Regions from separate parts of the Mus musculus genome. Here regions 2, 3, 4, 5 and 6 are each linked to region 1. Evidence: chromatin loops called from intact Hi-C (ENCODE). Cell type or tissue: heart. All regions are shown on one strand. Region 1 overlaps Foxk1 (forkhead box K1). Region 2 holds the start of Sdk1 (sidekick cell adhesion molecule 1). Region 3 overlaps Sdk1 (sidekick cell adhesion molecule 1). Region 4 has its middle 44 kb from the start of Gm30998. Region 5 overlaps Gm31068 (a long non-coding RNA gene). Region 6 has its middle 5.0 kb from the start of Gm30804.

Evidence for each region. A loop is a pair of places that touch in the nucleus more often than their neighbours do. Peaks named below come from ENCODE experiments on the same cell type or tissue, not always from the same donor. Only the 100,000 strongest peaks of a DNase experiment are listed, where the experiment ranks them.
Region 2: a loop joins it to region 1, with 4 times the contacts of the local background. A loop is called at or near these places in 5 of 42 quality-filtered maps.
Region 3: it touches region 1 in a loop (32-fold over the local background); 6 of 42 quality-filtered maps call a loop at or near these places.
Region 4: it touches region 1 in a loop (11-fold over the local background); 9 of 42 quality-filtered maps call a loop at or near these places.
Region 5: it touches region 1 in a loop (6-fold over the local background); 29 of 42 quality-filtered maps call a loop at or near these places.
Region 6: it touches region 1 in a loop (5-fold over the local background); 14 of 42 quality-filtered maps call a loop at or near these places.

What each region holds. Positions count from the first base shown.
Region 1 is chr5:142,446,826-142,450,825 of GRCm38, forward strand. It overlaps Foxk1 (forkhead box K1), which reads left to right. Exons shown (of 9, transcript NM_199068.2): 3 at 1,862-2,018; 4 at 3,416-3,562. Among named protein-coding and RNA genes, the nearest start is that of Ap5z1, 15 kb to the right of the region's middle. In heart, a CTCF peak has its summit at 1,515 (motif pointing left); DNase peaks (open chromatin) are centred at 1,466 and 2,036; H3K4me3 peaks cover 616 bases; H3K27ac peaks cover 1,092 bases.
Region 2 is chr5:141,239,740-141,243,739 of GRCm38, forward strand. It overlaps Sdk1 (sidekick cell adhesion molecule 1), which reads left to right and starts at 1,795. Exons shown (of 45, transcript NM_177879.5): 1 at 1,795-2,353. The coding sequence starts at 2,110. In heart, CTCF peaks have their summits at 1,579 and 1,785; a DNase peak (open chromatin) is centred at 1,642; H3K4me3 peaks cover 4,000 bases; H3K27ac peaks cover 2,967 bases; H3K27me3 peaks cover 641 bases.
Region 3 is chr5:141,983,308-141,987,307 of GRCm38, forward strand. The region is part of intron 14 of Sdk1 (sidekick cell adhesion molecule 1); the gene reads left to right. Among named protein-coding and RNA genes, the nearest start is that of Gm52792, 150 kb to the right of the region's middle. In heart, a CTCF peak has its summit at 1,861; a DNase peak (open chromatin) is centred at 1,884.
Region 4 is chr5:142,317,150-142,321,149 of GRCm38, forward strand. No RefSeq gene overlaps it. Among named protein-coding and RNA genes, the nearest start is that of Gm30998, 44 kb to the right of the region's middle. In heart, CTCF peaks have their summits at 2,352 (motif pointing left) and 2,559; a DNase peak (open chromatin) is centred at 2,352.
Region 5 is chr5:142,366,094-142,370,093 of GRCm38, forward strand. It overlaps Gm31068 (a long non-coding RNA gene), which reads left to right. Exons shown (of 2, transcript XR_377177.3): 2 at 932-1,107. Among named protein-coding and RNA genes, the nearest start is that of Gm31068, 2.4 kb to the left of the region's middle. In heart, CTCF peaks have their summits at 1,682 (motif pointing left) and 1,892; a DNase peak (open chromatin) is centred at 1,258; H3K4me3 peaks cover 2,027 bases; H3K27ac peaks cover 2,015 bases.
Region 6 is chr5:140,845,778-140,849,777 of GRCm38, forward strand. No RefSeq gene overlaps it. Among named protein-coding and RNA genes, the nearest start is that of Gm30804, 5.0 kb to the right of the region's middle. In heart, a CTCF peak has its summit at 1,591 (motif pointing right); no DNase peak of the experiment used is centred here.

The DNA.
Region 1 (4,000 bases):
AGGGTCTTACTGTCATGCGTTGACTGGCCTCGAACTCACAGAGATCTGCTTGCCTCTGCCTCCTGCGTGCTGACATTCAAGGAGTGCTATGCACAGAGAAAACTGATTTTGCATGTGTGGACACTGGAGTAAAATCGGGATTATATTTTAGATTCAGAATTAAATTCAGACTGGTGTGGTGTGCATGCCTAGGACACACACACACACACACACACACACACACACACACACACACACACACACACACACACACACACACACACGGCCATGCTGGGCGTTCCCGTCCATCCTAGGCTTCATGATAGGAAAAGAGAATCAAATTCAAGCCAGACGTGCGATACACTCAGAAGAATGCGGCAGGAGGATGGTGCGTTTGAGAACAGCCTGAGCTACATATCAAGACCCCCCTTTAAAAAGAAAAAGAACCACAGAGAAATTCATGGTCTCCCTGCTCTAGGCAAGGCCTCTCAGCTTGCCCACCGGACTCTCTGTGTAGCCAAGCCTTGGCTGGGCCTGCGGACACGAGGCGGGGAGGAGGCCACCAGAAATTACCAACAGAAATTACCAGGTTTTTGAGGTGGTCAGAAGGTGAAGAGAACATGAACGCTTAAACTAGAGACTTTAGGGTTCTATGTGGTGTGCACCCCTCCTTCCTACAGAAGGGTCGTGACCCCAGAAGGAGTCCATCCTGCCACCAGGCCTCAGCAAGCTTTTGTTGACCTTGCTGAGACCTGAGCAGCTCTCAGGAAGAGGGAGATGGACCAGCAGCCACCCACAGGGTCACACCCCAGGCCTGAGGGACACTATGCAGGCAGAGGGCAGCCATGCCAGAGAGCGGTGGCCTGACACTTGTCATTTGCAGCCACAGTGTTGGTGGGATGATGTGACAGGCTTCCTGGGTGAGGGCAGAGGCAGGGTACAGAACAGTAACAAGGCCCCCACCGGCTTCAGAGTTGGGTTACTTTTCCTTATTTGAAAGGTTTTATTTTTTAACTTTTATGTTGCATTGTATTTATTTGGGGTGTGGGGGGGTGTGTGCGCGCACGTGCACGCAGGAGTGTGCCTCCTGTCTGCACCACAGTTTACATGTGGAGGTCAGAGGACAGCCTGGTGGGGTGGGGGGGCACTCAGATTCTTCCGCCATGTGGATCCCCAGGGTTGGACTCAGGTGGCCTGCGTTGGCAGCAGTCATCTTCCCATGCTGAGCCATCTAATGGGCCTACTAGAACCTCTCCTATTCACTTAGCTCACTCATCAGCCAACCAGCCAAAGCCCTGGGTTCCAGGTGCTGCTGGCCGGGTTCTCTTATGCACAGCCCACAGCTGCGCTGCCCTAGCGGTGGTAGGTCACAGTGGAGCTGATGGCCCAGGGCTGAGAAATCTATGTGCTTCCTCTTCTGCCAGCCAGCAGACCTCCCCACAACCCGCCTCACCGCCACCCCACTCCCCTCCACAGCATCTGTTTCAAATTCCCTCTTGTGGAGTTACTTGCCATCCAAGCCTGTTCTCGGAGCGCCATCTTGTGGTCACTTTTATGCTAGCCATGCTTTCACAGCCAGAGCAGCGTGCCTTTGCTGAAGCAGCTGAGGCTACTCCTTTCTTGCTTATTAGAACCTCTTGGCCTGGGGACTCGGCTACCTACAGCTTTGGCCTTGGCCTCAGAGGAGTAAAGCTTGTCTGCCCTCTCTTGGGTCCTTTGGTTGTGTTTCTCCAGCTTCCTGAAGCTGATCGCCCAGTGTTGTTGCCAGTAGGGCAGAAATAACACCTCCACCCATCATCCGTGGTGATTTGGAGACAGGGTTCTCACCCAGAGCCCTTCCTCCCAGGGTCTCAGACTGACTGTGTTTTTTTCTTCTCTTTAGTGTCCCCAACTCCTGTCCAGCAAGTCCTCGAGGGGCTGGGTCATCCAGTTATCGCTTTGTCCAGAATGTGACCTCCGACCTTCAGCTGGCCGCAGAGTTTGCTGCGAAGGCCGCCTCCGAGCAGCAAGCAGATGCGTCTGGCGGAGACAGCCCCAAGGTCTGACCTCAGACATGCTGTGGGGACCAAGACTCTAAAGCAAGGGTCCTGAGGGTGGCTCCGCTGGGGTATTCAAGGTTGCAGCACATGGCTGCATTGAAGGATCCGTCTACCTATGTCAGTTCCCAGACGTGAGCTTTGCCATTGCAGTGAGCTGGAGTCCTCTCCCCAACCCAGGACTTCTTGTTCTGTCCACCGCTAGTGAGACATTTTCAGAGTTTAATAGTCTTTAAGACAAATGACACATTTGTCTGTCTTTTCTACCCACCCTGTTCTTTACGTTTTTCAAGACAGGTTTCTCTGTGTCACCCTGGCTGTTTTGGCACTTGCTCTGTAGACCAGGCTGGCCTTGAACTCACAGATCCACTTCCCACATGCGGAGATTAAAGGTGTGCGACACCGCCTGTGCCACTCACCACCCTCTTTTGATGGTACTGGGAATCAGACCCAGGAGTGAGTCTTCAGAGCCTATACCACCAACCCTCTTTTTGCTTTTTATTTTGGGGTAGAGTCTCACTAAGTAGCCCCAGCTGGTTTTGAACTTGTGACTGTCCTGCCTCCACCTCCTCAATAGTTAGGATAATTGGCCTGTGCCACCAGATCAACGACAATTTTTTTTTTTTAATAACTGTGTCTTTGTTCCTTTCTGTCTGGTGGCTGACAGTATGCCGGGGGGGGGAGTGAGAGACTCCAGGATTCAGTGGTTCAAAACCTGATTTCTCTCCAGTGACGTGGGACTTGGGGTGTCTTCTGTTCCTTTCCTTCCTCCATGTGTCTGTTTGCACACACTTGCATGTGTGCAGCAGTGCTAGCCCACACCGTGTCTTTCTCAGCTCTTTTCCACCGTATCTTTTGAGGCAGAGTCTCACTGTACCTGGCGCTTCCCCTGTAGACGTCAGGCAGCCAGTGAGTCACTGGGATTACAGTAACATCAGGTCTTTTATTTCTCACGGGTGCCAGGGATCCAAACTCGGGTCTTGATGCTTGCACGGCAGGCAGGCTCTTTATGCACTTAGCATTTCCCCAGGCCCTTGATTTTGCTTACTGCTTTTTTGAGAGACTCCAGTAGCTGAGGCCAGCCTAATACTCAGACATGCTGCGACCGCATGTACACCTGGCCAGAGGCACTATTCTGAATTCTTTTTGTTGTTGTTTGGGGTTTTTGAAACAAGGTCTCAACCATAACCCAGGTTAACCTTAAAATCAAGGTCCAACGGCTGGGACCAGACGCAGTCCGTCTATTGTCCCATCGTTCAGCGAGCATGGGATGGATGAGGCGGGCCTCCAGGGTGACTTAATGCAGCAGCCACTTTGGTCTGCATTGGGCTTGGGTGGCCTGGGTGGGGGGATTCTGTCCTGCTCCCCAATCGCTGTTTTATGTGAACTCTGCCCTCCAGGACGAGTCGAAGCCACCGTACTCCTATGCGCAGCTGATCGTGCAGGCCATCTCCTCAGCCCAGGACAGGCAGCTAACACTAAGTGGCATCTACGCCCACATCACCAAACATTACCCTTACTACAGGACTGCCGACAAGGGCTGGCAGGTGAGGCCCTGGGAGCCTGGGCAGACTCCGTGCTTCACATAAACCCACAGTAACCCACAGGAGATGCCTGGGAGCTTCCCCAGGTGACATGCAGTGTCACAGTACTTTGTGGTGTTCCAGAGCCATTAGAGAGCTGGTTTCGTTTCGTTTTGTTTCTGTAAAAAGGTCTCATGTAGCCAAGGCTTGCCTCAAACTTACGTACCCAAGGATGGCCTCCTGTCCCCCAAGTGCTAGGACTGCAGGCATGTACCGCCATGCCGAGATTGTGTGGTGTGGGGCTTCATGCATTATGACCTCAACCGCACACACACACACATCATTTCATGCAGCAGCTCCCGTGTGACTTTTGTCTGTGTCAGAGGCGCTGAGGCCTCGGCGTTGCACATAATTGGCACAAGCGGAGCCATTTGACTCCTTTCTTTGTAATTAGCATGCTCT
Region 2 (4,000 bases), 1.2 Mb before region 1:
AGCCCACCAGGTCAGATAAAACTGCTTCGCAGGTACATACTCAACCTCGCCCTGCCCCTGCCCCCACTCCACCCTCCATCTCTGAGCAAGGCAGGGGTGCTTAAAGGAGGAGAGGGCAAGATTTGCACCCTTGACCTTAGAGGTCACTTCACGTTTGTAAACACCAGTGACAGCAGTTTGGTGGGGGAGGTGATGCTGCCTGGACCCTCCCAGAGTCCAGTGTCCCCGCGTCGTGCCCCACCCCCTAGCACAGCAGACATTGCTCATTTATCGTTCTCTTGGCATTTACATAAGCCTGTAAGCTTGTAGAAATCCACATAGTTGGCAACAGAAATTTACAAATACCACCTTCCTCCACTCCTGCCAGAATCCACTTGTTCTCGGGGTGCCATCGCTGAGGGGACACTTCTTTTACCTAGCAACCATTGCCCATTTAGAAGCCCTGCCTCCCCCCGCACCCCCCCTCCCCCGCCCCAGAGAACAGTGAATATTTTAGATGCAGTTTTTATTCCTTTGCTTTTTCATAGCATGTGTAGGAAAGGGCAAAAGGCAGAGACTGGGTCTTCAGATAGAGCTCATAACCCACCAATTTTATCTGGGCGTCAGTTTCCCCACTTTTCCTTAACTGTTAACACAGGCAGATGTGTCAAGAGGCAGCTCAGTACAGGGACTCTGCAAACAGGAATTAGCGCTAACTCACGAGTCTCAGCCCCTTGCCTGGGGCTTTTTGTTAGCAGGGACAATCATCAATCACAAGTACTTGTAAGCTGACACAACACACTTCCTAGGGAGCCAGCCCCTGGCAGGGCACACTCGCTGTCTCTTTGGCCTTCTAGTCATATATGACCTCACTCAAACTCCATCACAAGCTCTCCGATAACTCCTAAAAACGCAAGACTGGACTGTTACCCGCCTCTCTCTCCAGTTTCCCTCTCACAAAAGTCCCAGCCTCTAGGCTCCAGCGTGCTTAGTTCACCCTATAAACTCAGCTAATGGTTACCACATGCTGCTGAGGGTCCGCGCCCATCCCGACCTCTCCACCCCTGCAGACTCCCCAGGCCCTGGGATGTCCGATCCTTGACGCTGCAGGTCCTTCCTCCAAATCCTCCCACGCACAGCGGGAAGTACCCTGTACTGTGGTCCTGCTGGCCACGCATGACCTTGGACACTTCTTCCAAAGCCATGTCCACTCCTCAGAATAGGTTGCGTCTTTGCGCCCCACGGTGCTTCTGATTGCTGGGAATTGAAAACTCGATCGCGCGCCTTTCTCCTTTGCAATGACAGCAACTTGGCTCGGAACCACCCCAGCATCAGAGTCCCTGGCTGGAAGCAGGAAGGCTCCCGGGACGCATGGAGGGGCGTGCCCACTGGCCCTCCGATCCCTAGTCCCTCGGGCTCAGTAGGGACTGCGGTGCCAGGGGGCCGCCACACCTGGTGTCGTCCCACCCGCGGGACGTGCAGCTCAGCCCCTGGGGTCTCCCGGCAAGGGAGCAGGCACCGCCCCGCCTGAGCACGCCCCGCAGACAAGCCCGCCGGGGAAGCGCGTGCCGAGACGGCGCGCCGGCTGCAATCCCCGCCGCGGGTCCCTAGGGGGCGCAGCGGGCGCGGGAAGTCGCTCTGGGCCCGGGCACGAAATTGCAAGCGGGCGGGCGCGGCGAGTTTGAAAACAAGCGAGCGCCGTGGGGGCGGGTCCCAGGCGCGAGAGCCGCCGGGCTCGGCCAATCAGATGCGGGTGGCGGGCGCGGGCGGCGCGTGCGGCCGGGCTGTGAATGGGGCGCGGCGGTCGCGGCGGCCGAGGCGAGAGCCGGCGCGCGGGCGGGCGCACTTTCTCCTCAGCGCCGGGCGGGGGCGGCGGCGGCAGAGGCGGCGGCAGAGGCGTTCTGCTCAGCTCCCCTCACAGAGCGCTGCGGGGCCGGCGCTGTGCGGCTGCGAGGAGCGGGGGCGACGTGCTGGGCATTTCCTCGCTCGCTGACAACTTCTCCTCGACCCGGCTCGCTGCTCATCGGAGCCCGGACGCCGCCCCTCGGCGCTCGCCGCTGCCTCAGCGGGTCTGCGCGCTCCCGCCCGCCCTGCCCGTCCCGCGGCGCCCGGGGGTGGCGGCTCCGCGGCATGGCCCGCGCCCGGCCCTCGGTGGCGGGCGGCGGAGTCGCGGCGCCCCCTGAGCGAGCGGGGCCCGGGCGGCCGCGGAGGAGCCGGACCGGTCACCACTGCGACCCCGAGTGCCCAGGGCTGCGCGCAGCGCCCAGGACCCCCGGGCCGGGCGCGGGCCGGCGGGCGGCAAAGTTGAGGCCGGGCCGCGGGTGGTGGGCGCTGCTGTTGCTCCAGCTGCACTTGCTGCGGGCGCTGGCGCAAGGTAGGTGCGGGCCTGACCGCCGAGACACCCCCGAGGTGGACTTTGTGGGTGCCTCCCGGGGTGGGCTTTAGGGGTGCGCAGTCCCGGGGTGGACTCCTGAAGCGCGCGCCGCCAGAGGTGACACCCCAGGGGTGGACTTTGTGGGCTCCACCTGGTCTGTATTATGAGTGGACATCTCTGAGGTGACTTTGCAAGTGGACACCTATGGGCTGGGCTTCAGGGGTGCACAATCTTGGGGTGACAACCCGCAGTGTACTTTGTGGGTGCTACCTGGGATAGACTATGTTGTGAGTGGGTATATCTGGGCTGAGTTTCAGGGCTGTGTAGTCTTAGGGTCACACCTTTGGGATGTACTATATGAGTGGAAACCCCTGAGGTGACTTTGCAAGTAATATACTTCTGGGCTGAGGTTTAGGGGTACACAATCTTGGGTGACACCTTTGGGTGAATTTTGTGGGCACCACTTGGTATGCATTATGACTGGACATCTCTGAGGTGACTTTGCAAGTGGACACCTATGAGCTGAGCTTGAGGGGTGACACCCTGTGGTATACTTTGTGGGCACCATCTGGGATGGGCTATGTTATGAGTGGATACCTTTGGACTGAGTTTCAGGGCTGCAAAGTCTTGGGGTGACACCTTTGGGGTGAACTATATTAGGGGTGGACATCACTGAGGTGACTTTGCAGGTAGATACCTCAGGGCTGAGCTATAGAGAGTTACACAGTCTTGGGGTGACACCTCTGGGGTGAACTATGGATGCATACCCCTTGGCTGGGCTGTGGAGGTGCACACTGGAGTCTTGGAGTGGGCATCACCTGGGATAGACTGTATTAGGATTGAACATCCCTGGGGTGGACTTTAGAGATGGACACATCTGGGCTAGGCCTTGGGAGCATGAAATTTTAGAATTCACACTCCTGGGATAGACTGAGTGATCATTTCCTAGATTATATGAATACACATGGTGGATTTTAAGGTTGACACTCCTGTGGGGGTATATTCAGCTTTGAGTGGGCTAGGGATAGATATCTTTGGGGTGTACATTGGGGATGGATAGATAGTATTGGAGTAGACAACCCTGAGCGGATCCCTGGGTGCTCACACTTTGGATGGATTCTATAGATGAGTGCTGTATTGAATGAGCATCTTTGGGGTGGACTCTTGGGGTGCGCGCCACCTGGGGTGGATTCCCTGAGGTAGACTTTGTGGTTGTGGCATGGAGTCACCTCGGGGTTGTGGGTGCTCCTCGGCGCAGTGCTTGGAACTTGGCGAGCATTTAGGGCTCCCTACTCTCTGAATCACCTGGCCAGGACTGCGGGTCGCTAGGTCTGGAGGCAGTTAAGGGGTTAATGCGGTGTGTTTCTAATCCGCGTTGCAATCGGAGCGCGCAGATACCGAGTAGCTGAGAAGCTGGAGAAAGCGCCTTGTGTGTTGTGTGTTGCATTTTTCTTTTCTTTTCTTGCTTTTTTTTTTCTTTCTTCTTTTTTAAAATTTTATCGGAGCACTGGAAAAACCTTTAAAGTTGAGCCGTAAGCCACTGTGGCTTCAAAGAACGCCCAGCGCGTCCTATTGCACTGATTAAACATGAGCTGATTCCTATCTGAGTCTGCACCGCAGAGTCTTGTTAACGATGAGTGACATCCG
Region 3 (4,000 bases), 460 kb before region 1:
TTTGAGGCCAGCGTGGGCCATCTATATAGTGATGCCCTGGCCCAAAAGAAAAAAATTAATAGACTAGAAAATAGTCACTAGAGTCCTTCATTCCATGCCTGGGTCACTCTTGCTACATTCTCCATCACGTGGCTGCATCATTCAGTCCCTCTCGGCCTCCAGGTCTCCCTCACTCCGGCTCCTTCTGCCTAAAGGAGAGGGCTCTGCTGGTCATCACAACTTTCCGACCCTCCCTCCCTATTCTTCACTGGAGCCATATCCTGCCTCACCCCTGTCGCACCCCTACCACACCCCGGTTACGCCTCACCACACCTCTGCCAAGCCTTGCCATCCTGAGCCTCCTTCTTGATTGCTCCTTCCATTCTAGAGCCATCCTGAACTCTTTGCTCCTGTGGCCCCACCTCTGCCCCTTTTTTCACTCATGGATGTGTTGGGGTGAGCGTATGCCTACAGATGTCCATGCACGTATGTACACATGTGTGTGGAGATCAGAGGACAGCTCAGATGTCATTCATCAGTTGTCATCTACTTTGTTTTTTGAACACAAGGTCTCAAGTTACAGAACTCACCAAGCAGGCTGCAGTGGCTCACCAGTGCGCCCCGGGGGTTCGTCTGTCTTCATTTCCCCAGCACTGGGATAGCACATACAGACTACCACACCTGGCTTGTTATGAGGTCCTGGGAATTGAACTCAGGTCCTCCTGCTTGCTTAACAAGCCCAGTACAGGCTGAGCAATCTCTCCCCTGCTTCACCTCTTATTTTGCTGTCTCTCCTTGCCCTGATAGACTCGATCTTCTCTCCTGTCCCTTATGTGTTGGTGGTCCCTGAAGCGTCAAGAACACAGCCTCCTCATCCAGCTGCTTGACCAATGACTCTGTGTGCCTCTGCTATTCTCCTTCCCCACAGAGACTTGTCAGTGTATCTCTAACTGAATCCTCCCCGAGCCCCAGTCTGCAGTCCAAGGAGGCTACGCCTGGACAGCTTCCATGCTCAGACAAGTCCTCCTGTCTACTGCAGTACTTGTCACCTTTGCCCCAGAACATGCTTCCTCTTAGCTATGTGAAGCTATTTAGGGTTCCTGCCACATTCCCCCCACAACCTACTTCCTTTTACCCTCTCCACAACTGCTGATGGAGTAGGAATGCCACTCTGTCCCATTGTCCTGTGTGCCTCCCTCAAGGCCATTCCTCATTGAGCCACTGGGAGCTGCTGCAGAGCAATTCCTAAAGGGAGCTTGGCTTGACTAAGATCGAAGGTAGGAAGTGTTATGTCCCTTTCCGCCTTTAGGAGGTGCTATTATTTGCGCTGAACCATACACTAGGCCCAGCCAAGGGAATTCCTCCTCTGGAAACCCCTTTATGGGAGCCATAAATGCTCCACGGAGCACTGTGCAGCAAGACAGGGAGCTTGGTTCATAGGATAGGCTACATTATTATAATGTAACCCAAAGGTTACATTGTATCCAATCGCTGGCCTATCTTCTCACCGTCTTGCTATCCTAAGTCTATCCTCTGTAGAACTAGTCGCTTGAGGAATAGATTCTAGGCTGATTAGCATGGGAGACAGTACCATTCATCATCTGGCCACTGTCTGCCTCTCCATATTTGTCTCCGGCCTCTTACTGGTCTGCTTTCTCTGTGCTTCGGCAGCAAGCATTGCTTGCACTTCCCTGAGCATGTCTGAGAATTATCTCTTCCCCAAACCCCCACCCCTCCCATTCCTGACATTCTGTGATCCACTTCTACTTATCAAGTCCTGTCAGCTGTGCCCAGAAAGTGTCAGGGGCACTTTCTTCCTCCCTACTATGTCTTTCCACAAAGATGGCCTAGGTTGTGCTATTCCCATCTTCTCCTCAAGGAGGCGCAGCCACAGACCGTCTCTGGCATGGTAAACACAGTCCCGGCTCCTCTGTGTGCTGTCCGTGGTACTGAACCACGCAATGGGCGATGACAGTCCTTAAGGTACAGTGACAACAGATGGCAATCGTTTTGTTTTGTTTTGTTTTGTTTTGTTTTGTTTTGTTTTTTACTAATCTCATTCTTCAGGTTTGCAAAGACCACCTCCTATGTTTTCAGCAGACTCGTGGTTGTAACCTGTGTCTTCCATCCGATAGCTGCACACGTGTACATATTTTTGATCCCCAGCACAGCTGGACATGTTTTTTCCAAGTTGCTTAGCTTTTTTCTACTTTTCTTGCTGTGATCTGTCAGCTTTCTTTCCCCTATTTTTCTAATGAGGATTGGGTATTTCTTTCGTCTGTCATTTGTGACAAGTCTTTTTGCTTTGGTTTGGTTTGATTTTTTCCAATTTTCTTTTTGCACTTAATTTTTGTAGATTTTATTTATTTATACTGTAATCAGGATTTCATGTATCCCAGCCTGCTCTCAAATTTACTGTGTAGCCAAACATGAATTTGGAATTCTAAACCTCCTGCCTCCATCTCCCACTTGCTGAGATGGCAGACATTTGCCAATATGCCTGGTTTATGAAGTACCGGGGATTGAATCCAAGGCTCAGGGCGTGCTCCCTACCAACAGAACTTCATCCAACCCAGCACTGTGGGTTATTTTTGACAAAGAAGTGTTTGATTCTTATGTAGTTTAGTCTGCTGCTGTTTCTCTTACGTTTTCTTCTAATTGCTTTTGTATTTGGATATTTTAACATTATCAGGTATAAAATAAATATCATAGATTTGCACCTTTATTTTAAGTAGTTAATTTTCCACATATGTAACATATGTAATTCACCTGGAATATAGGCATATTATACAACTTTTTCTGGTTTTCATTCTACACACATGATTTATTGAACAATCCACTTATTTATAATGCTAATTTTTCACATGCTAAATGTTCCTGTTTTTAAAAAAACAACAAACAAACAAACAAAAACAAACAACCCAGACTTGACATGGTGACACATACCCTTGATTTCAGCACTGTAAAAGGGAAGCAGAGGCAAGAGAATCTCTCTGAGTTGGAGGCCAACCTAGTCTACATAGCAAGTTCTAGGACAGTCACAGCTACATAGTAAAACACTGTCTCAAATTTAAAAAAAAAAAAAAAAAAAAAAAGGTCTGGGATGTATTTGGACCTAGTTGGTCATCATCAGGTGTCTTTGGTTGGGGGGAGGGGGTGGTTTTGTTTGTTTTTCTACTTGTAGTTCTTGTAACATTTTAATGTGTTTTAAATACAATGACTTCCCTCATCCTCCCAGATTTTACTATTTCTCATCATGAGAAAATAGAACTATTGTGTGAAATTGCAAAAAAAAAAAAAAAAAAAAAAAAAAAAAAAAAAACAACAACAACAAAAATACAACAAAAAACAATTCCACTGAGGAATAACACTTTGACTTTGACTGGGCCTCATAATGTCCTCCTGCCTCCGTTTCCCAACTGCTTGGATTGCATATGTATGTGACTTACAGATGTATGTGACTACGTCTGTCTGGGTTTCATTGAGATTTTAAGGAAGGAGTTAAAGCTGTGCTGAGTTCTATGAAGACTGACTTCTTGGTTGACCCATCTGCCCATCCAGAGGGTCCTGCACTACTACTACTACTACTACTTCTTCTTCTTCTTCTTCTTCTTCTTCTTCTTCTTCTTCTTCTTTTTTTGGTTTCTTGAGACAGGTTTCTCTGTGTAGCCCTGGCTGTCCTGGAACTCACTTTGTAGACCAAGCTGCCAGGCTGGCCTCAAACTCAGAGATCCACCTACCTCTGCCTCCCGAGTGCTGGGATTAAAGGCGTGTGCCACCACGCCCCAGCTGGGTCCTGCACTTCTGCATTCACTCTCAGGATCGCTTTCCAACCCCTTTGAGTCAGTAGCCAGGAGCATTCTGCTCTTTCTTTCCATCAAGGTTGTCATTGCTAAGGCAGAGTTTCTCACCCTGTAGGTCAAACTACCCTTTAACAGGTTATCTCACAGCAGATATCCTGCATGTCAGAAATTTACATTACAGTTCATAACAGTATCAAAATTACCCTTAGGAAATAGCA
Region 4 (4,000 bases), 130 kb before region 1:
TAAACTTAGATGTAGATATAAATGTAGATATAGATATAAATATATAGAAACATATATCAGCCTCTGCATCAGCCTCTCAAGTACTAGAATTGCATGTAAGGCATAGATCACCATAAATAACCTATGGTTTTATTTTCAATGTTATTATTGTTACTATTAATATTATTTATGGGGGGGGGGGTCGGGGGCAGAGGTCAATCTCAGATGTTGCTCCTTAAAGTAATACTCTTTTATTTTTAGGGACAGGGTCTCGCACTAGAACCTGGGATGGCTGTTTTTTGACTAGGTCGGCTGGTCAGTGGTCATCATTGCACTACAAGCATGCATTAGTAGTCCTGTCTGGTTCTTCTCAATGTGGATTCTAAGGCACTGACTAATCTATCTCCCAACCCCATGACCATCCCTTTTTTTTGGGGGGGGGGGTGTTTCAAGACAAGGTTTCTCTGTGTAGCCCTGACTGTCCTGGAACTCACTTTGTAGGCCAGGGTGGCCTCAAACTCAGAAATCCACCTGCCTCTGCCTCCCAAGTGCTGGGATTAAAGGCATGCCCGGCCTGACCATCCTTCTTAATGTTCACATAATATTCCTTGATTAACTACACCACAGTTTATTTTCTCCTTTTTTACCACTTAGATTTTTTTTCTAATTTACGCTACTATAAATAACAATGCAATTAACATCTCTATTTCTTCAGCTGGATCCAAATGTCTTATGAATTAACAGCAACTGAACAGGATTCAATTCTGTGTCATTGCTTTTCGGACAAAAACGGAATGTCCTGGTTTCCGAACAAGGAACCATCTAAATTTAGGCTTCTTGACAGAGCTGTGTGACAAGCCGAATAGCAATGACAGAGTCCCAGCAGCACTTTAGAAAAGTCTATTTAGCTTGTTTGCCCTCGTTGAGGGACAGACTAAGTCTCACGTTGCTTCATCTTAAAGTGACTTTCAAGACCGGAAAATTTACCCTTGAAGGGATGTTTTTTTTAGGTACTGTATTTTATTTTTACTTTTTATCTGTGTGTGTACACTGTGTGTGTGTGTGTGTGTGTGTGTGTTCCTGTGAGTAGGGGTGCATGCTTACCATGACACATGAGTGGAGGTCAGAGGAAAAGCTCAGCTGTCAATCATGTCCTTGCCCCTTGGTGGAGCCCAGGTCTCTTGTTTGCCCCGCTGTGTACACCAGGCTACCCTGCCCATATGTTTCCAGGAATTCTCTTGCCTTCCTTCACCTTCCATCTTGCCTTAGAAGTGCTGGGATTCCAGGTATGCACTATCATGTTGACTTTACATGAGCTCTGCCCACTGAGCCATCTTCCTGGCCTAGGGACTTCTCTCTAAGTAGCATCATTTGGACATTTGTTCCTTTACGCAGATGTCCTTGAGCCTGGCTAAGCTCAAGATCGCCCACAAATGCATCCTCCTCGATGTATTTAAATCCCAGTAATACAGTCGCCCTTGGGATGCCTGGAGCTTCAGTTCTGGGACCCTCGGCGAACATTGTGTGGATACGTAGGCCCTGTATAGATGTGATGGTGCTTGTAGAGAACCCATGTCCATCTTCCCACGCACTTGCAGTATTCTTTATATTACTTAGACTAATGCAAGGTCAAGTCTGTGTAAACGGTTGCTAGACAGCATTGTTTAGGGACTAGCAACAGCAGTAACAAAAAAATGGTTGGCTCAGACTCTGTGTGTGTGTGTGTGTGTGTGTGTGTGTGTGTGCACGCTGTGTGCCGGAGAAATAGAGACCAGAAGACAATTGTGTTGTCCAGCTCTCTTCCTTCTTATCTTCCTCTTCTTCTTCCTTCTCCTCCCCCTCCTCCTCCTCTTTTTCTTCTTCTTCCGGCCTCCCAAATGCTGGAATTAAAGGCTCTACCATAACAGTCTTAACTTATTTTTTTAAGTATGTTATTTTTTAAAACTTACAAAATAGCCAGGTGGTGGTTGTACACACCTTTAATCCCAGCACTCTGGAAACAGAGGCAGGTAGATCTCTGTGAGTTCAAGGCCAGCCTCATCTACAGTGTGAGTTCCAGGTCAGCCAGGGCTACACAGAGAACCCTTGTCTCAAAAAAACAAAAAAACTTACAAAATACACATACACACACACAGAGCCCAATGTCCATTCATGTACTTGAGGCACAAGGCACATCTAGCCACAAAGAGATCAAGTTACCTTGAGACATCATGGAGGTGAGCCAGAGGCTGCTCTGATCCCAGCCCCTCCAGCGTCCCAACTCTCCCTAAGTGGTGGCCCCACACCTTAGCCCCTGAAACTGCCCTTCACATAAATCTGGCCAAGTGTCGTCAACAGAATAAATCTCAGGCTTCTACTGCCACCTTGTGGTCACTTCTTGTCAGTTGCCCAGCCTCACGTCTCGGCCCATGCCATAGACCGTGGAATGACCTCACAAACTTAAAGAAAAGGAGGTCCAGAGAGGGTGGTGACACTCCTGGGGTCACACAGTTAGCCATGATGATGCTGCGGCTAGAATTTCACGTTCTTCAGTTCTGTGCGTCTTTGCTTTGGCTTCTCCAAGAAGCCAGGCTCAGACAGTGCCACGACTGGGCTCTCAAGTAGGAAGAAAAGAGAATGGGATAGTGTGCAACTTTAACTATTGAACTATTTGCTCCACTGGCCTGGGCAGGACAGAACAGCATCAGAAGCCACGAGTTTGCCTCTCATTCTCTCGTTCTCACTTTTGCCTGTAGCTACTTGCTCGGGAAGCCAGGGGAGCAAGCATAGGAATCCCACCGGGTCTCACCCTCTCCACTACTCCTTCCGGCCCAAAATGGCCCCAAATCGGAAGACAGATGTGAGGTTTGGATCGGAATGAGACTTATAGTGTTTTCCTACTGCCTCAACTTAGGCAAGGTGATTGCTGCCCGGAATCCATGTCTGCCTCTAAAACAATCCAAGTGACGACTGACCATCAGGAAAGAAAGATCCCAGCTGGGCAGTGGTGGCGCACGCCTTTAATCCCAGCACTCGGGAAGCAGAGACAGGCAGATTTCTGAGTTCAAGGCCAGCCTGGTCTACAGAGTGAGTTCCAGGACAGCCAGGGCTACACAGAGAAACCCTGTCTCAGAAAACCAATAAATAAATAAATAAATCCTTTAATAAAAAAAAAAAAAAGGAAAGAAAGATCCCAGGCTGGCTTGGTCCTCAGCTGACGAGGCTGTTGGGAATTGGTGGCAACTTTAGGACTTCGGGACAAACAGGATAAAGTTAGGTCATTGGAGAACATGCCCTTGAGGAGGACTGTACACACACACACACACACACACACACACACACACACACACACCTGCGCCCTTCCCTCTCTGTTGCCCAATTGCCGTGAGGCGAGCTGACTTCCTCCAGCATGTGCTCTGGCTGCCATGTACTGTGTCGCCACAGCCCAGGATAACAAGGCCAGGCAACTATGGCCTGAAGTCTCTGAAACTGTGAGTCAAAATAGACTTTTCCTCCTTGTACGTTTCTTGTTCTAGGTGTTTTAATCGCAGTGCCAGAAAGCTAACACAGCCCTAGATCTTCTGGTCTAATTACTTACAAGTTGGTCTGGGGCAAGGTTGACTAAAGTGAGGTGTGTTTGGTCAAGAACATTTAGAGTCAGGAAAAGCATTCCAGAAGGTAGCAGAACTGTAGACAGCAGCATGGCTTGGAAGTTAGAGTTAGGGTGGGATTGTGGAAGACCAAAATGGAAGCTGAAGGAGGTCTACCTACCTAATATTCCTGCCTAATTCACCTTACCTAAATGCTTTCATCAATTGTTTAATTGGAAAGTATGTATGCTGTCTTAGTTGGGTTACTTTGCTGTGGTGAAACACCATGACCAGGCTGGCGAGAAGGATGACGGATACATACATGGAGTAGAGATAGATGTTGATGATAGATGGATAGATTATAGATGATAGACTATACATTATAGATAGATGGTAGATTATAAGTAGACGGATGACAGATGAATAAATAGTAGCCAAACGATAGATATGTA
Region 5 (4,000 bases), 81 kb before region 1:
GGAAGGCACACACATGCAAAGTGAGTGAATAAAAGCTCAATTAAGCCGGGCATGGTGGCGCACGCCTTTAATCCCAGCACTCGGGAGGCAGAGGCAGGCAGATTTCTGAGTTCGAGGCCAGCCTGGTCTACAGAGTGAGTTCCAGGACAGCCAGGGCTACACAGAGAAACCCTGTCTTGAAAAACCAAAAAAAAAAAGCTCAATTAAAATATTAAAATCACCCTTTCTTCTAACAGTAGCCGCTTGACATTTTTCTGTATTCATCAACAATGCCCTCCACCAGAGTAGAAAGAAAGTCCGTGCAGAGGAGACTCCTTACCTGTGTGGGTCACCTGCTTCCTTGCAAAATACCTAGTGTTTAGCAACCAGGGACATGTGTTTATAAAATGGACACATACCAGAGAAGACAGAGAAGGATGGCTGCTTCCCTAGGCTAATGTCAGGGACATAAGAGACTTAATCTAACAGGGCCTGAAACCTGGTGCTGGTTAGAGCTGGCTGGAGTCACAAAGTGAACAGACCAATGTCCGCTTAGCTCCCAGAAAGAACGCATGGTATCCACAAGACCCAACCTAAGAAATGAAATACATGCAAGACACTTCACAATGTCTCTTGCTATAGTCCAATCTAGCCTTTAACTTAATGACCCTTGTGCTTCTGTCCCCCAAAGGCTGGGATTGCAGGCATGCACCACCTGCTTTATGCAGTCTTGGAGTGCACACTAAGGAAGCACTCTCTTCACTAAGCCACGGCCGGGACACCTTAACCGATTCTGAGCACAGTCTCGTGGCACAAAGCACATTCACAATGTTCAACCAACACCAACACCCAGTCCCAGAACTCAAGGCACTTCGCAGGTGTTAAACACTTTCATTTTCTCCTTCCGAATCCCTGAGGTCTCTTTCCTACTTTCTGACTTTTACCACTCCAGGAACCTCATATAAGCAAGTTCTCACAGGATATGTCTGGTCTTGCCATCCTGCCTCAGCATCCCGAGCTACTAGATTACAGGTGTGTGCCTCCTTTTTTGCACAACGTCCTCAAGGCTCATCGCATAATGTTAATTCCCTCCCACTTTTGAAATAAAACACATGTAACATGAGCGTCGTTCCTTGTGCTGCACTCATCGGATTCTTCACCGTCCTCAGCTGCCAGTTCACAGTGTCCACTGGAGACACTATGGTCAAAAAAGGTAGGCAGGATCCTGACTAGTGCCCCTTCCGGGCCGCACTTCCCAGAAGAGTCGCCGGCACTGCGTAAGGACGCACTGGGCGGGGACAGGCACCCGCCGCTACCCATCCTCTGCGCATGCGCGTATGCAACCGTCGGTGCGCATGTGCGGAGGCTCCGTTCCCCTGGGTCTGAATCCAGCGATCCGCGGTTTCGCTCCCACCGGGAGTTCTGTTTATAAACACACCGCGCGACCGGCGGCGAGGGGTAACCCTAAGTCAGTGAGGTCGGAGGTCAGAGGTCAGTGGGCACCGGGGCGCAGACGGAGAGAACGGCTTCCGCCACCCACGCGGGCTGTGGGATGGCTGCCTGGACGACCCTACCACAGCCCCCGGACTGCCGGGCGCCACGTGGTGCGCACGTGGTCCCGCGCGGCGGCGCGCCCCTCCCCCACGGGATCCGCAGTGCCCCCTAGTGGCGCCCGCTGCCCTCCGCGCATGCTCGGAGGGACGCATCAGGCGTCTTCCGGTGTCCCGGCTGAGCTTGCACGCCGTTTTCTGACCCACGCGGGGAGAGGGAACAGTGGTCCGCGATCACAAGCGTGGCGGCTGCTGTGTGGTGGGCGGGGCCTCAGGGAAAGACGTGACTTGCCAGGGATGGATGAGTGGATGAAGGAGCACGCATTCTGCGGGTAGGGGTCCGGAAGGTCCAGGCAGTAACCTATTCCACACTCAGGACACAGTCAGTCATAAATGAACGGTTCAAAGAGGAAGTTATTAAAACATTACAGGCGCTTTATTATAGCACTTAGTCTTCGAGATTGTGTTTATGAGAGCCTACTGAACACTCGAGCTGCTGTCCAGGCACCTAATGCTGATTGTTAAATAGCCGGCTGGTTCTTAAGTTGCTGCCTTTGTAAACTTTATGCCACTATACTAGTATTTGAAACATCTATTTGTCAATTATTGTGATGGTCAAAAGACAACTTACTTGAGCCAGTTCTCTCCGTCTACCATGTAAGTCCGATCACCAGGCACCTTTACCCACTTGAGCCTTCTCAGCGGCCCTTTGTACCCTGTTCTAAAAAGATTTAACGAGATAAACAAGTATTCTGGCTTGGTAATACACCTGCAATCCCAGCACTTGGGAGGCTGAGGCAGGAGGAGGTAGAGGCTCAGGAGATTCCAGAGGTAAAACAGCATCACATGTCTGGAGAAATGGCAAGTTAGAAGATTGTGAAAGGCCCCTCCTCAGCTTTATAGCATTAGGAAACAGCTGCTTGGGGAAGAGACTGGTCAGCTGAAACTGCAAGATTTCTCAGAAGGTGGAGCTGCCTGCTACTCATCTAGATGGTCTGAGTTTTCAGTGATGGCATCTGTCTTGTAAGTGACCCCAATAAAAAACTCATTGGTTCACCAGATTGCAATTTGGTATGGCCCTTGATTTGGTCTGTTGTAGATTCCCTTTCTGAGGTGAGTGGGCACACGTGTGTGTGTGTGTGTGTGTGTGTGTTACGTCTCCCTAGAAAAAGTCTGTCATATAACATTATAAAGCCCCTCTAATTCCACTGGGAATCAGATAATTCCACTTTGGGTCCCAAATGGGAGAGGCACAATGGCTGGCATTTTGTCATAGAGGAATCCCATGAGGCCTCCCTGCACTGGCCCCAGTTTTTTACTTAATCCACAGAACAGCTCTCAGCAGGCAGCGTGGACCACTGTGATCATCACCACAGACTCATTCTCTTCCCGTTTTGCAGGTTGGATATCTTGGGGTCCGAAGAGTTGGCCCCACTGAAGCCTGTCTCTTGGGCTGGCATTTGCTCTTTCCTCCCTTTATCCTCACAGGGTCCCCCTCTGCCTCCCAATCCTCTTATACCAGGAAAATTGAATTAAGTGGTGACATCATCTTTCCTGAATCACTTCTGTAGAGACCCTATCTCCAAATTTACTCATATAAGTAAACTGGGAGTTTAGACTTGGGTCTTGCACGCGCTCAACTGGCCAGGAAGAACGACGCTGCAACAGGATCCTTCTGCACACGTTTATTGGGAGAGCATTGATTGCATAGGCCAAAGAAGAAGAACCCCGAACAAGGAAAATGATGCTGCTTATATACCCCTCCATGTGACGTGTCAGCTCCTGATTAGCTGCTCACTCATCATCCCATTACTACGCCCCGGGATAGGCAGTGACTTGGCACGAATTTACTCTTGCACCTGCGCACATTACTTGTTTACCAGTTAGGCACAGCAGAGGCTCATGATGGCAATTGCTCACGGCTCTCCACACTTGGGCATGCAAAATTTGAGCCAGGCTCAGTGGCACACACCAGCTACTCTGGAGGCTGAGGCAGGAGGATCACTTGAGTCCAGGAGTTCTGTGCTTTCCTGAGCAGGTATCCCCACTAATCAAAATGGTAACCTCCCAGGAGCAGAGAAGCACCAGATATTTTAAAGGAGAAATAAATGGGCCAAGTTGGAAACAGAGCTGGTCAAACTCCCACACTGATCAGTATGCAAATTTTGGGCTGAGATGGTAGGTCAGTTAAAATGTTTACCTTACAAAGTTGAGTCCCAAGTTCAAGCCCCAGAGCCCACCTTTTAAAAGCATCCTGGTGTTGTGAATCATGGTTATAACCCCTCGCTGGTCAACCTACTATAACTGACAAGTTCCAGACCAACAAGAGACAGTCTCAGAATAAAAGGTAAGTGGACAGCAGCTGACAAAGTACAGGAGACATTCATTTGTATTACATGTGGGCTGGCGAGGCTGCAGGTGAGGTTCTCAGTGATTGATAAGGAAGGGCCCAGCCCATTGTGGGTGGTGCT
Region 6 (4,000 bases), 1.6 Mb before region 1:
CTTTCATCTCACTAGCTCTTCATTTTAGTTTTCAATATTTATTTAGGGGTGGGGAGAGCACTCACAGCATGCATATGGACATCAGCAGACAGCTTTCAGGAGTTGGTCTTCTCCATCTCCCATGTAGCTTCTAGGATCTAATTTAGATCATCAGCTTGGTGGCATGTACCTTTACACACTAAGGCATCATGCCAGCCTTCGCTTTAAAGCTTTGAGTTAGGGTCTCATGTAGTGGTCTGGGGTGGCTTTGAACTCACTGTGCAGCCCAGGAAGATGTTTGTAATCCTCCTACCTTAGATGTAGCTGGAATAGTAATTAAGCCTGCACTTCCAGGTTTAGCTTCTGTGCGGTTTTCTAACAGCAAAGTTGTATTTTACTTTTTCTTTTTTCAGTCAACAGTTAACTTGCTGCTGTGCAGAATATCTGTCTACTATGAATCTCTGCCTTGAGGTTAAGGCCACATCACACACATGGTGACATCACAGGGAATCAAGTATTCCCTGGTCTCCCTGATCTCTGCCACCAACTAGTCGTAGGAACAGGTTGTACTCGAGCTCTTTCCTAGTCCCGTGAGATGGTGACAACTGGTGACGTCGAGAACGTGACACCCACTTGAGGCAGTGCCCGGAAGCATCGCTGTACACTGGGAGATGGTGAAAATCCAGGTCCTCTTGTTCAGAAGAGCTGATACTGGGTTGTTTCCATGAACCAGTGGAGTATTCTGAGAACCAGGCCTCTGGGCAGAGCTGGGGATGGAGGCCAGCAGATCCTACCCATGCTGGGGCTGCAAGTGACCTGGGCAGAGGGGACGGCCTGTTCCTGGCAATGCTGGCTGGGCACTGAGATGTTTCAGGGCCCAGGGATGAATATACCATGTGTTTGCCACTTTGATCTCTGTGGGACACATAGCAAATGGTTTCCCTTTCTCAGATGGTGACTCACTTGCCTTTGAGCCTCGTCTCCTTGTCCTTTCCAGTCCAGGCTTCTTGTCCCTTTCCTGAGGCCTGGACATTTTTGGTTTAGTTGATTCATGATCCTCCTGCCTCAGTCCCCAGAGTGCTGAGGTTACACAGTTCTGCCACCATGCCAGGCTTGAGAGTATCATCTTTCTGACAATAAAACACTGTCTGCATGTGTAGATCTGCGTTCACGTGCTCCAGAGCTCATGTGGATGTCAGAGGACAACTTTTGGGAGTTTGTTCTGTTCTTTGACCATGTATGTCTTAGGGATTAATCTCAGGTCTTCAGGCTTGGCAGGAGGAGTCTGTACTTACTGATCATCTTGCCATCCTGAAAAAGTACCTACTATGTACACACTCATTTCCCATTCTCTCTTAGGTGCACGTTCTGTCATGATGTTCTTCCAGCTATCCCTCATGCTGGGCACTCAGTAAATGCTGGAGGAATGAATGAGTAAATGAATGAATAGCCTTCTGACTGGGAGAGGATGTGGTCTCACACCTAGGCATCCTTGCCAGGTCCTCAGGCACCAGCGAAATTCCTGCTCCCCTCACTGGTGGCCCAACTTTCCCCTAGAGAACCTTGGAGGAGTTGGGGAGTCGCTGGTTGAAATTCTATTTATAACCACCAGAGGTCGCTCACGCCACACACAGAAACTGCTAAGCTCTGTTGTGTCCTGGGCACTGGGAGAAATCTTTTCTGAGTTCTGCTTGCAGCCTGCTGTTTGTTCTCATTAGCACCTACCTAGGTTTGCTCCCCCAGAACCTGACAGGTGTGACCAGCATCTTAAGCACTGGGCTAGACAGCTGTAGATGAGAACGCTACAGAGTCTACCCCCACCTCTCTCTCTGTATAAGTGGGGAACAATGAGGCTGAGACTCTCTGGCATCATCCAGCCACCACCCATCAGATTCGGCCTAGGCCTCCTGAAAGACCAGCTGCACAGGGCCATTCATCAACATCAGCAAACCTCCCAGATTGAACAGTAGTCCTCAGCTGGCTCTGGGGGAGCAAACCTGTCCCATCCCCATCTCTCCCAGGGGCCTAGTCCAGCTACTTGTGCTAGGGCTTAGCTTACAATTCAGGCTTCAAGCCTCAGGAGCCCCCTCCAGGTATTTCTCAGGCTAGGTTGTCCTATCCAGCCTCCAGCCGATATAACTGAAATCTAGAATATATTCCAACAGGGTTGGAGAGATGGCTCAGAGGTTAAGAGCACTGATTGTTCTTCCAGAAGTCCTGAGTTCAATTCCTAACAACCACATGGTGGCTCACAACCATCTGTAATGGGATCTGATGCCCTCTTCTGGTGTGTCTGAAGATAGCTACATTGTACTCATCATATATATCAAATAACTAAATAAAATAAAATAAAATAAAATAAAATAAAATATTCCAATAGCCAGGGAAAGTCCAGAACTTCCTTTTTTTCTCACACCCTGCCCTAATGAAGCAGAGTTTATCTATCTATCTATCTATCTATCTATCTATCTATCTATCTATGTTTTATTTGTGGTTATAACTAACCCTTTTGTCCATGTCTCAGCCCTCTCTTTGGCTATAAAGTCAACACCTATTCTCTGGGGATGTCCTGACGCTCCTGTTTTCCTGCACATCACAGGGCCATACCTGCCTGTGCCCAGTGTAGGCCAGGCAGGGGCACAACCTAACTTCTTATCCTTATTTTACACCACTAACTGATTGTGACTTTGGCCCTTGCAAGTCTCTGTCCACCATGAACTGACAGGTGGGACTCTGAGGCCTGGGAAGGTCTGGAGGGACATTTGTGTAAGCTCTGTAATGGCGTGCGAAGCCGGCAGAATTTAGAGACCCCCTAGCTAGTTTCACTAAACCATTTCACTGGGCAGCTGGAGAAACCGAAGCTTGGGAGCCTGAGGAGAGAGGACACTGCCCACCATTACTGTATCTATTAATACCAGGTTGAGAACTGGGTACTCTGTGACTATTAGGCCTCTCCCTCGACTGTACTGCTTGTGTGTGTGTGTGTGTGTGTGTGTGTGTATGTGTGTGTGTGTTGTAATTTATGTTTTTCATGTCTGAGTGCTCTATCTTCATGTACACCTGCATGCCAGAAAAGGGCATCAGATCCCATTACAGATGGTTGTGAGCCACCATGCACCATGTGGTTGTTGGGAACTGACTCAGGACCCCTGGAAGAGCAGGCAATGTTCTTAACTTCTGAGTTATCTCTCCAGCCCTGTATTGTTTATGTTTAAAGCCTGGCTCAGCCAGGCAGGCCTAGGACCAAAGACTGCTTTGAGAATGCTGTCTAAGCCTTTTCTGGTCCTCTGACCCTTCTGCTTGGGCTGGCTGGCTTCATGTTCCAGGACAGGCTTGTAGTGAGAGCTCCATCGATAGGCAGCACCTCCCAGATGCCTATTAGAGACCTGGATTCTGGGGCTGGGGAGATGATAGCTCAGTCAATAAAGCACTTGCCTCACAGGCATGAGGACCTAAGTTTGATTTCTAGACCTCATATAAAAAGCAGGGCATCATGGGGAACACTTCTAATCCTGCATTGGGGAGGTAGAGATAGAGCAGCCAGTTTAGCTCAATTGGCAAGTTTCAGGAACAGTGAGAGACCCTGTCTCAATAAAACAAGGTGGGAAGTGCCTAAGAAATGATACCCGATGTTGTCTTTGATCTCCACACACCTGCATGACATGAACATCCCCCACACCCCACCCACATCCATATTTCCAAGAAATGCAGAGTCCCAGGATCACCAGCACCTTCACATTCAGAAGACTGGAGGGAGAGAGTCTGAGGCTATGCAGGTTCCAGGCTTGCCCTCTGTCCTCATTCCCACGGAAGCCTGAGCAGCACCATCCATCAGCCACGTGTGACCTCCTCATTCCACACGTGTCAGACTCCAGCCAAGGTTTGTTCTCAGTGTCACAGCAGAATAGAGGAGTGGGGTCTGCTTTGGTTAATCTTGATTGTTAAGTTGAGGGAACCAACTAAGAGACTTTCCACTGGCTGGGCCGTTACCATAGTGGATTAACAGATAGGAGAAGACCTT